Regions from separate parts of the Homo sapiens genome. Here region 2 is linked to region 1. Evidence: chromatin contacts called from ENCODE Hi-C or POLR2A ChIA-PET data. All regions are on one chromosome and are shown on one strand. Each heading gives the region's core, a stretch centred on a gene start or an enhancer-like site at or near the end of the contact. The rest is flanking DNA. Distances are from core to core; before and after follow the strand shown.

What was found. A loop is a pair of places that touch in the nucleus more often than their neighbours do. ChIA-PET counts read pairs that join two places held with the same protein, here RNA polymerase II (POLR2A). Pooled maps may share reads with other maps.
Region 2: a loop to region 1 is called in a map of Caco-2, with 8 times the contacts of the local background. The contact joins two enhancer-like sites. A Hi-C loop is called at or near these places in 4 of 168 maps with a recorded cell type or tissue (Caco-2, IMR-90, cardiac septum and 1 more) and 1 of 50 pooled maps. POLR2A ChIA-PET finds 5 or more read pairs at or near these places in 2 of 52 experiments (AG04449 and T-cell).

What each region holds. Positions count from the first base shown.
Region 1 is chr3:14,226,952-14,231,288 of GRCh38, reverse strand. LOC105376958 (a long non-coding RNA gene) reads right to left here. Exons shown (of 2, transcript XR_940606.3): 2 at 1,140-1,584. Among named protein-coding and RNA genes, the nearest start is that of LSM3, 50 kb to the right of the region's middle. Within about 2 kb of position 1,357, at least 5 of the 41 ENCODE cell types and tissues checked have a DNase peak (open chromatin) inside an H3K27ac peak, as active enhancers do.
Region 2 is chr3:14,288,857-14,293,266 of GRCh38, reverse strand. No RefSeq gene overlaps it. Among named protein-coding and RNA genes, the nearest start is that of LINC01267, 62 kb to the left of the region's middle. RefSeq lists enhancers at 778-1,478, 1,479-2,180. Within about 2 kb of position 2,111, at least 2 of the 41 ENCODE cell types and tissues checked have a DNase peak (open chromatin) inside an H3K27ac peak, as active enhancers do.

The sequences.
Region 1 (4,337 bases), core at 108-2,607:
CTTTGGGCCATGTGTAGTTTGACATATCTACAATCTCTAAGGGGAGGTTGCAGGCAGGCAGCTGAGTATAGAGTCAGTCGTCCAGGAAGGAGGTTAAGCTAGTAATACTGATTTGGGAGCTGTTGACTTACAGGAGGCATTTAAAACCTGTGTGCCTCAGAATGAACATCACCAAGGGAGTGATTGTGGTCAGAGAAGCGGAGACCCAGGCCTGAACCTGGGAGCCCCCAGCATTCAGTGGTCAAGGCAGTCAGGAGACACCAGCAAAGGGGACTGGGAAGGAGTGGCTGGCGAGGGAGGAGAAGCAGAGGAGCGGTCTGCAAGGGGAAGAGAAGGCTTCAGGAAGGTGGGGCCCACAGCTGTGTCTACTGCCGCTGATGGGCCAAGAGAGAATGAGGAGTGACTGTAGTCCCTGGGATTCAGCCACTTGGAGGCGCATAGCTGGCCTTGACAAAATATTTTGGTTGTGTAGTGGGTACAAAAGCCTGATTTTGTGACTGTGATGAGAGCAATAGGAGACAAGGGGCATGAATGATTCTTTTGAAAACTTTTATTATCAAGAGGAGCAAGGAAATGAGGACCTAGGTGGAGGGGGTTGTGGGGTCAAGAGGGAAAACGGCACTCAAAGTTTCTGAAAATGCTGTCCCTCTTCACACCTCATGTTTCCATCAGCCAGGGACCTGTGGGCTTCTGGCCACGTCCCCTCTTGCCCTCCCTCCTTATCACAACTTCACTGCCACCATCTATCTACCTTGGAGAACTTCAGGGCCCATCTCAACATTTCTGTGCAGTTTAGTTGGGAGAAAGATATTAATCAGATAAACACACCAGTAAATATAGGAAGGCAACTTACTATAAGCATAAAATGGAAAAGCAGAGTGTCCTTTGAAGGAGAATCATAGAGGGAAATGGTCAATATGAGGGGGCTTGGGGGAAGTCTCTCCAAGGAAATGGCTTGAAAGCTAAAATCTGAAGGATGAGTAATAATTCACCAAATGACAAATGATGGGAAGGGTGTTCATAAAATGTGGAACACCTGATTCTGTCACTATTCGGGGTGCCACTGTGTAACCCACACAGACCTAGGGGGACCGAACAAAGGGAGTGAATGCGGGAATAAAAGACAAGAGACAAAAGAGTGTATTTGGAAGAAGGAGTCAGGGGGCACTTTGCTTCTAGTAGACAAGGGCCCTGAGCTTTACACAGCCCTCCATATTTATTAGGCAAAAGAGATAGTGAGAAGGGGGGTGGAAGAAGGGGTCAGCTGCTCAGTCCAGAGTAGGCTTGCAAGACTGCATTCCTCGAACAACAGGCTCTAGATGTCGCAGTAGATAACCTCAGTGCCAGGGAGTGATTGCCTCCAGCAAACCTTCTGTCGGCAGGAGCAGTTGTGAGTTTGCCCACATTCTGCATTCATGATAAACAGTTTGCTGTTTGATCACATAGCCTCCAGTGGAATGCCGAATCCTACGGGCCTTCGGCTCCCTGCATATCCCCCTTTCTGTTTATGAATTAATTGAAAGAACATAAGGCCAGGCTGGGCAGCTCTCATTCTCCAATTGGCAGTCCATCTGATTTTACAGACTATAAACAGAAGACAGAGACAAAACAACATTATTCCAAGAACCACATAAAAGATGTAACTGTGGTGTGTTAGATAGTTCCAAGGGTTGAGGCTCTCCAGGCCTTGCTGGAATCCGGTCCAGTCTTCTAAAGAAGGCTCAAATTCTTGAGTTTGCCTGTTTAAATCAAGAATTTTGTTTTGTAATTCACCAATATCAAAGGTGATGTTGGATGTGAAAGCTCCCTGAAAATGGGCTTCCACAAGGTCCCACGGATACTTACTTTGGTTATATTCTAAGTTGGTTACACAAATATGAGTGTGAGTAAAATGACAACACAATTGTTGCTGCAATTGCAAGCTTTGTTCTTGTTCCCCTAACCATAGAACCATGGATTTCAACATTACCACTTCAGTTTGTAACTCAGTGTTAATTTTATTCTGAAGTAGCCACGCTTGGCTGGCTGTGCATGTCCAGTTCTCCATGTACTAAGCTGTTTGAATAGAACTATGCAAAGCTACAGAAGATATCACAACAGAAGTTATTGGTGTGATCAAGGAAACAATAGCAAAAATTATCGTGCCTAAGGCTCTATGGACACAATGAGTTAGCTGAGTTAGAAGAAGTTTTTACAAAATGCAAAGCAGGTGTGGCAGCCCAAGGCTCAGACAGATTAACGGGAATCCATAGCCCAGGGATGAGACCTAAAATCAACAAAGTAGAGATATTACATGTTTGCAATGTGCTATGATTAATGCAGTGATATAACTGGCAAGATTTATAGGTCAATTGGGTATTGTTTACCTAGAGCTGGTCCTTCTTAGCTGCCAAAAAGACATAAGGATTAAAAACACAAACTGTAAATTGAGTGGTGATACTCTTTACAAATGTAACATTAGAACTGTGTCGTGACTCCGGTTGGCCTTCTCTCCATCTTTGCACTCAGGCTTAGCTGACTCATGGCTTGTATCAGAGGGACTGGGCCCATGGTTGGCCACCCTGTGTTCCTCCAGTCTCCCATTCCATAGTCGCACGCACCTTGAGGGCACCCACACGGTTTGTCCATCTCCTGTAAAAACACAAGCATGCCTTCTTCCCCTCATCAGTAAATCCACTGGACCTTTCCATTTTCCTTTTTCCGGCGTTTTCCATAACACTTTTGGATAAACTTTCCTCTTTTCCTCTAACATTTGCCAATGTCTTTCTGCTGGAGTCTTACCATCCATACCAGCAGTCAAAAAATTTAAAGTAAATAAGGCTAAATGTAGTTTTGATTAAGGTGGTAGTTGGCCTCCTATACCCCTTTTTTGTTTTTTCAGCATGCGTTGTAATATTTGATGTGCCTGTTCTATAATGCCTTGTCCTCTAGGATTATAAGGAATTCCTGTTTTTTGGGTTATAGCCCAAAGCTGTAAGAAATTTTGAAAAGCATGACTAGATTAAGTGGGTCCCTTGTCAGTTTTTGTTTAGGTAGCCCCATATGAGCAAATGATGACAGTGTAGCTGTACATGAACAGCTGTCTCACCTGTTTGGCATGTAGCATGCAGCATATGAGAATAAGTGAAACAAATTAAGCAGTTCTGGGTCTAGTGTACTTTTAACTGTAGAAGCTTTTATGCAATGGGCTACATTTACAACATAAGCTGAATCACAGACAATGTTGACAGGATCTGAAGCTGTAAGCTGTAAAACCTGAATGACTACAATTAGCTCTGAGCATTGAGCTAAAGCACCAGGGGTCATTATTGTTTGAGTGTGTTTAGGTCCATAGATAGTGGCATGACCTTTGGAAGAGCCATCAGTAAAATAAGTCTGTCCACCTGGAATAGGCGTGTGATGAGTAATCACAAGAAGAATGAAAGAGTGGATTTTATAAAATTGTAAAATTTTGTCTAAGGGGTAGTGGTTATCTATAGCACCCACGAAATCTGCAAAAGAGTTTGCCAGGCAGTCACCATTTCCCAAGTTGCGGCTTGTTGCTGGGAGTCTAAAGGAACAATAATTTTGTCAGGATCATATCCCATAAGCATTTTTGACCTATGCTTGCCCGTAGATGCAATTTGTGTAATTAAAGAAAGAGAAATTTGCAAGGTTTTGACTGTTTGATTAGGTGGAAAGAGCCATTCTAATGGTAAGGCAGTGGGCGGAGGAGAAATATCAATGACCCCTGTCAGAAATCCTGACACCTTAGCCCTTTTCTATCTGTTTTTCCAGTTACTGATACCGGGTTAGGATTTCATTGTAGAAACCTCCCCAAACCTTTTCCACTCTGATATCCCATGTTCTTCTACATTTTAAATTCTGAGTTATCAAAGTTTTCATTTGTAAGTCTCCCATCCCATGCTGTAAGTAAGTCTCGACCCCATAAATTGATGGCTATATTTGCAACATAAAGTTGAAAAGTACATGACTGTCCATCTGGACTGAGACGAGGTAAAATCTCAGCACTCTGTTGAACACGTTGAGCTGTTCCTACTCCCACTAAGGATGTAGAAGTTAATTGCAAGGGCCAGGATGGGGGCAATTGTCTTTAGATATTACTGACACATCAGTTCCCGTATCCATAAGCCCATAAGATTTCTTTCCTTTAATTTGTACTACACATGTGGGTCTATTAGAGGCTATGGGTTGGGATAGATAGATTTCCCATGTAGTTGTGCTCCCAAACCTTTTATTTCCTCATTTCTCCTTTCATGGAGAGGGGTGTAATTTGCAGGGAACAAGCAATAATTGAGCATTATATTCTTCAGGTTCAAAAACCCAAAGATCTTGTG
Region 2 (4,410 bases), core at 862-3,361, 61 kb before region 1:
CGGAACTCGTGCTGGCCCGCAAGCACCGCGGGCAGCCCTGGTTCCCACCCGCGCCTCTCCCTCCACACCTTCCCCGCAAGCTAAGGGAGCCGGCTCCAGAAAGGGGTTCCCACAGTGCAGCGGCAGGCTGAAGGGCTCCTCAAGTGCCGCCAAAGTGGGAGCCCAGGCAGAGGAGGCACCGAGAGTGAGCGAGGGCTGTGAGGACTGCCAGCACACTGTCACCTCTCATTATGAAATGTGTTTCTTCAATCATAAGAAAGTCAAAATGACTCCTTGATCCATGGGCTGCAGAATGGATGTTGTGTTAGCAGGCATGAAAACAGCATTCATGTCCTTGCACATCTCCGTGGGAGCTCTCAGGTGACCAAGTCTATTGTTAATGGGCAGTCATATTTGAAAGGAATATTTTTTTCCTGAGCAGTAGGTCAACAATGGGCTTAAAGTGTTCAATAAGCCATGCTGTAAACAGATGTGCTGCCACCCAGGCTCTGTTGTTCCATTTCTAGAGCACAGGCAGAGTAGATTTAGCATCATTCTTCAGGGCCCTACTGTTTTGGAAATGGCCAATGAGCATTGGCTTCAACTTAAAGTCATCAGCTGCACTAGCCCCTATACAAGAGAGTCAGCCTGTCCTTTGAAGCTTTGTAGTCAGGCGTTAACTTCTCCTCTCCAGCTATGTAAGTCCTAGATGGCATATTCTTCCAGTGAAGGCTGTTTCAGCTATATTGAAAACCTGTTGTTAGTGTTGCCACCTTCATCAATGCTCTTAGCTAGTAGATCTGGACAACTCGATGCAGTTTCTACATCAGCACTTGCTGCTTTTCCTTGCACTTTCATGTTACAGAAATGGCTTCTTTCCTTAAATCTCTAAATCAACCTCTGTTAGCTTCCAACTTTTGTTTTGCAGCTTTCTCTCCTCTCTTGAGCCTTCATAGAATTGATGAGTAAGGGCCGGGTGTGGTGGCTCACACCTGTAATCCCAGCACTTTGGGAGGCCGAGGCAGGTGGATCACTTGAAGTCAGGAGTTTAAGACCAGCCTGGCCAACATAGAGAAATCCCATCTCTAATAAAAATACAAAAATTAGCTGGGCGTGGTGGCACGTGCCTATAGTCCCAGCTACTTGGGAGGCTGAGGCAGGAGAATCACTTGAACCGGGAGATGGAGGTTGAGGTGAGCTGAGATTGTGTCACTGCACTCCAGCCTGGGCAACAGAGCGAGACTGTGTCTCAAAACAAACCAACAAACAAACAAACAAACAAACAAGAATGGATGAGTTACGGCCTTGCTCTGGATTAGGCTTTGGCTTAAGGGAATGCTGCGGCTGGTTTGATCTTCTGTCCAGACCACTCAAACTTACTCCATATCAGCAACAAGGCTGCTTCACTGTCTTATTGTTTGTGAATTCACTAGAATAACACTTTTAATTTCTTTCAAAGACTTTCCTTTGCATTCACAATTGGCTAACTATTTGGCACAAAAGGACTCACTTTTAGTCAGTCTTGGCTTTCGAGGTGCCTCCCTCACTAAGCTTAATCATTTCTAGCGTTTGGTTTAAAGTGAAAGATGTATGGCTCCTTCTTTCACTTGAACACTTAGAGGCCATCATTGGCCTAACTTCAATACTGTTGTGTTTCAGGAAATAGGGAGGCCTGGGGTGAGGGAGAGAGATGGAGGAACAGCCGGTTGGTGGAACAGGCAGAATACACATATTGATAGATTAAGTTCACGTCTTACATGGGCACAGTTCATGGTGCCCCTAAACGATTGCAATAGTAACATCAAAGATCACTGATCACAGATCACCGTAACAGATATAATAATACTGATAAAAGTTTGAAATATTCTGAGAATTACCAAGACGTGACACAGAGACACAAAGTGCACATGCACTGTTGAAAACAATGGCGCCGAGAGACTTGCTCAACACAGGGTTGCCAGAAACCTTCAATTTGTAAAAAACACAATGTCTTTGAAGTGCCATAAAGTGAAGCCCAATAAAACAATAAAGGCATGCCTGTCATGCAGATGCTAGGTAAACATTTGCCAAATTAATGAATGATGAAAGAGCCTTGTAAGCTGTAAAGTGCCATTCAAATTCCTTAGTCCAGCTAACAGCCGGCAGAAGCCAAACCAATTCATTGGAGTGCTCACATAGCAGATTTTTTAAAAGCGTGGCTTGAAGAAGGGAAGTAAAAGCTTGTCTGCAGCAGCGGCAGAGTCTGCAGGCCTCCCCAGAGGGTGGGGTGGACTGTGAGAAGGCCGTGGTCATTCAGCCTCCACTCACAGCCTCAGGAATGAGGACTCCCTGCCTCTGGAGGCAGTGGCTCCTTGGTCATCTAAACTCTCTCCCACCCCTGACTCCCATGCTGGCTTCATGTTTTTCTCCCAGGGTCAAAGAGAAGAGGATCCAAGCCAACAGACGGATATTCAGAAAGATGAGACAGGGGGAAGGTTAAGTCATCCCAGCCTTGAGAACAGAAAGAACAAGATGTTCAAAGCTCTCTGCAGAGCAAGCAAGGGGATAAGGAAAAGAGTGGGAAGTCATCTAGTGGAATATGAGAGAAATGTGGACAAAAGGAGAGGCAATCCGTGGAGAGAAAAAGCGGGGGAGTGGGGAAGGATGAAGCTGAGAGGGGCTCCTAAGCGTGGAAGGTGCTGACCTCTCCATTCTCACAAAGTGCGGTCATTCATCAACACCCTCTGTCAGACACCCGCCGTTTGGACTACAGTAGTGAGCAAGACAGACAAAAATCTCTGCCCTTGTGGAGCTTAAATTTTGGTGGTGGAGACAGAAAATAAGCAAGCAGAGGATGAAAGTGTATGAAAGCAGTAAGGACAATGCAGAAAGTTGAAGTAGAGTGAGGTGGTTGGAGGCACCAGGGGCTATTTTCCATCTAGGAGGTGACATTCATGCTGAGACATGAATGAGGATAAACAGCCAGTCAAGGAAAGATGAGGGAAGAGTGTTCCAGGAAGAGGAGTGGTGAGTGCAAAGTCCCTGGGGTAGGAATGGGCTTGGTGTGTTCAAGGGAAGGAGTAGAGTGAGCCCAGAGAGTGTGGCAGGGCATGAGTGGGACTGGGGGGCAGGGCGTCAGACACAGGATTTTTAGTCAGGGTAACAAATTGGAATTTTATTGTAAGTACATAGGGTTTCAAAGAAAATATCACATTCCAGTGTCCACACTGCCGGGGTGCTTTAAAAGTAGTGTTGAGAGAGAAATCAATCATTCATAGAGGGTTCGTTGTGAGCCAGGCTCTGGAGCAGGGTCTCTTGCAGCCTTTTTTCCATGTGATTCTTACTGGTAACAGAACTAGAAAGCCGCTGAGTTCAAGTCTGGCATGTGTTCTACTATAACACAACTTCACAGCCTTTCCTCAAATGAATGTGGATTCCTTACAGTTAATAAAGTGCTTTTATATGCACCTTACCTCATGCGCTCTTACAGAGTGCTGTCACCTCTTTGCAATGGCCTTTGCAATGTTTCTGAGACCTTGAATGATGAGTCACAGCTCTGCAGCTGTTCTTTATCCTCAGCTTTCAGCAGCTTCTCTCTAAACAGGATCACTATTGATGTGAACTCGGAGTTGGATACAGTCAGCATCCGTGGAAGTTAGAGGCAGGTCACTGTGAGCCCATGTGGTGTCTTTGCTCAAATCAGAAAATGACTCCCTTTGCTCAAGATACTTCTAGCTTCCAAAAAAGTTGTAATAATTATTTTGTTAGAGTGTCCTTTGCAGCCATCTGCAAATAAATTACCTCTTTATGTATGTGAACCTACACTATTTTTGATATGAGAGAGGCCCACTTAAATGCAGCGACCTTGTGGAAGGCAGAACCTGAATGACTTTCATGATTTTCTACACCCCTGCACAAAATGTTTAGAACAGCAAAGCTATGAGTCCACGCAGAAAGGGAATCCATCTGGAAATGGCCACACTAGGACATATGCATGAACACATGCGATACCCTGGGGGTGACCATGACTGTCCAGGTTTTCCTAGAGCTGCTCCCCTTCACAGGACATTCAGTTCTGGTTCCCTCTCCCACATCAGCATGCTCTCCACCCCTCTGTAACACTGCCCCCATCCTAGTCACATTATGCACCTGCTCCAGGGTATGAAATGGGTTGAGCAATACTGGGTCCTTTTACAGTTCTCCTGGGATTGTGAGATGAAGTCCCTGAACTGTGCCCTGGGAAAAATCCCCCACTGTGACCCTGGGTGGTATTGGTCTCCAACACTCACCACACCCACGTTCCCCTGTGTGGCCAGCACCACTTCTAATGCCAGGGGGCGCACCTTTGAATTCTTCCAGCTCCTAAATTTAGAAACATGGATTAAATCTAAATAAATGGATAGTTATGTAACTTCTTGTCCCTTTTCACTACCCCCTCCCCTTGGAATAATC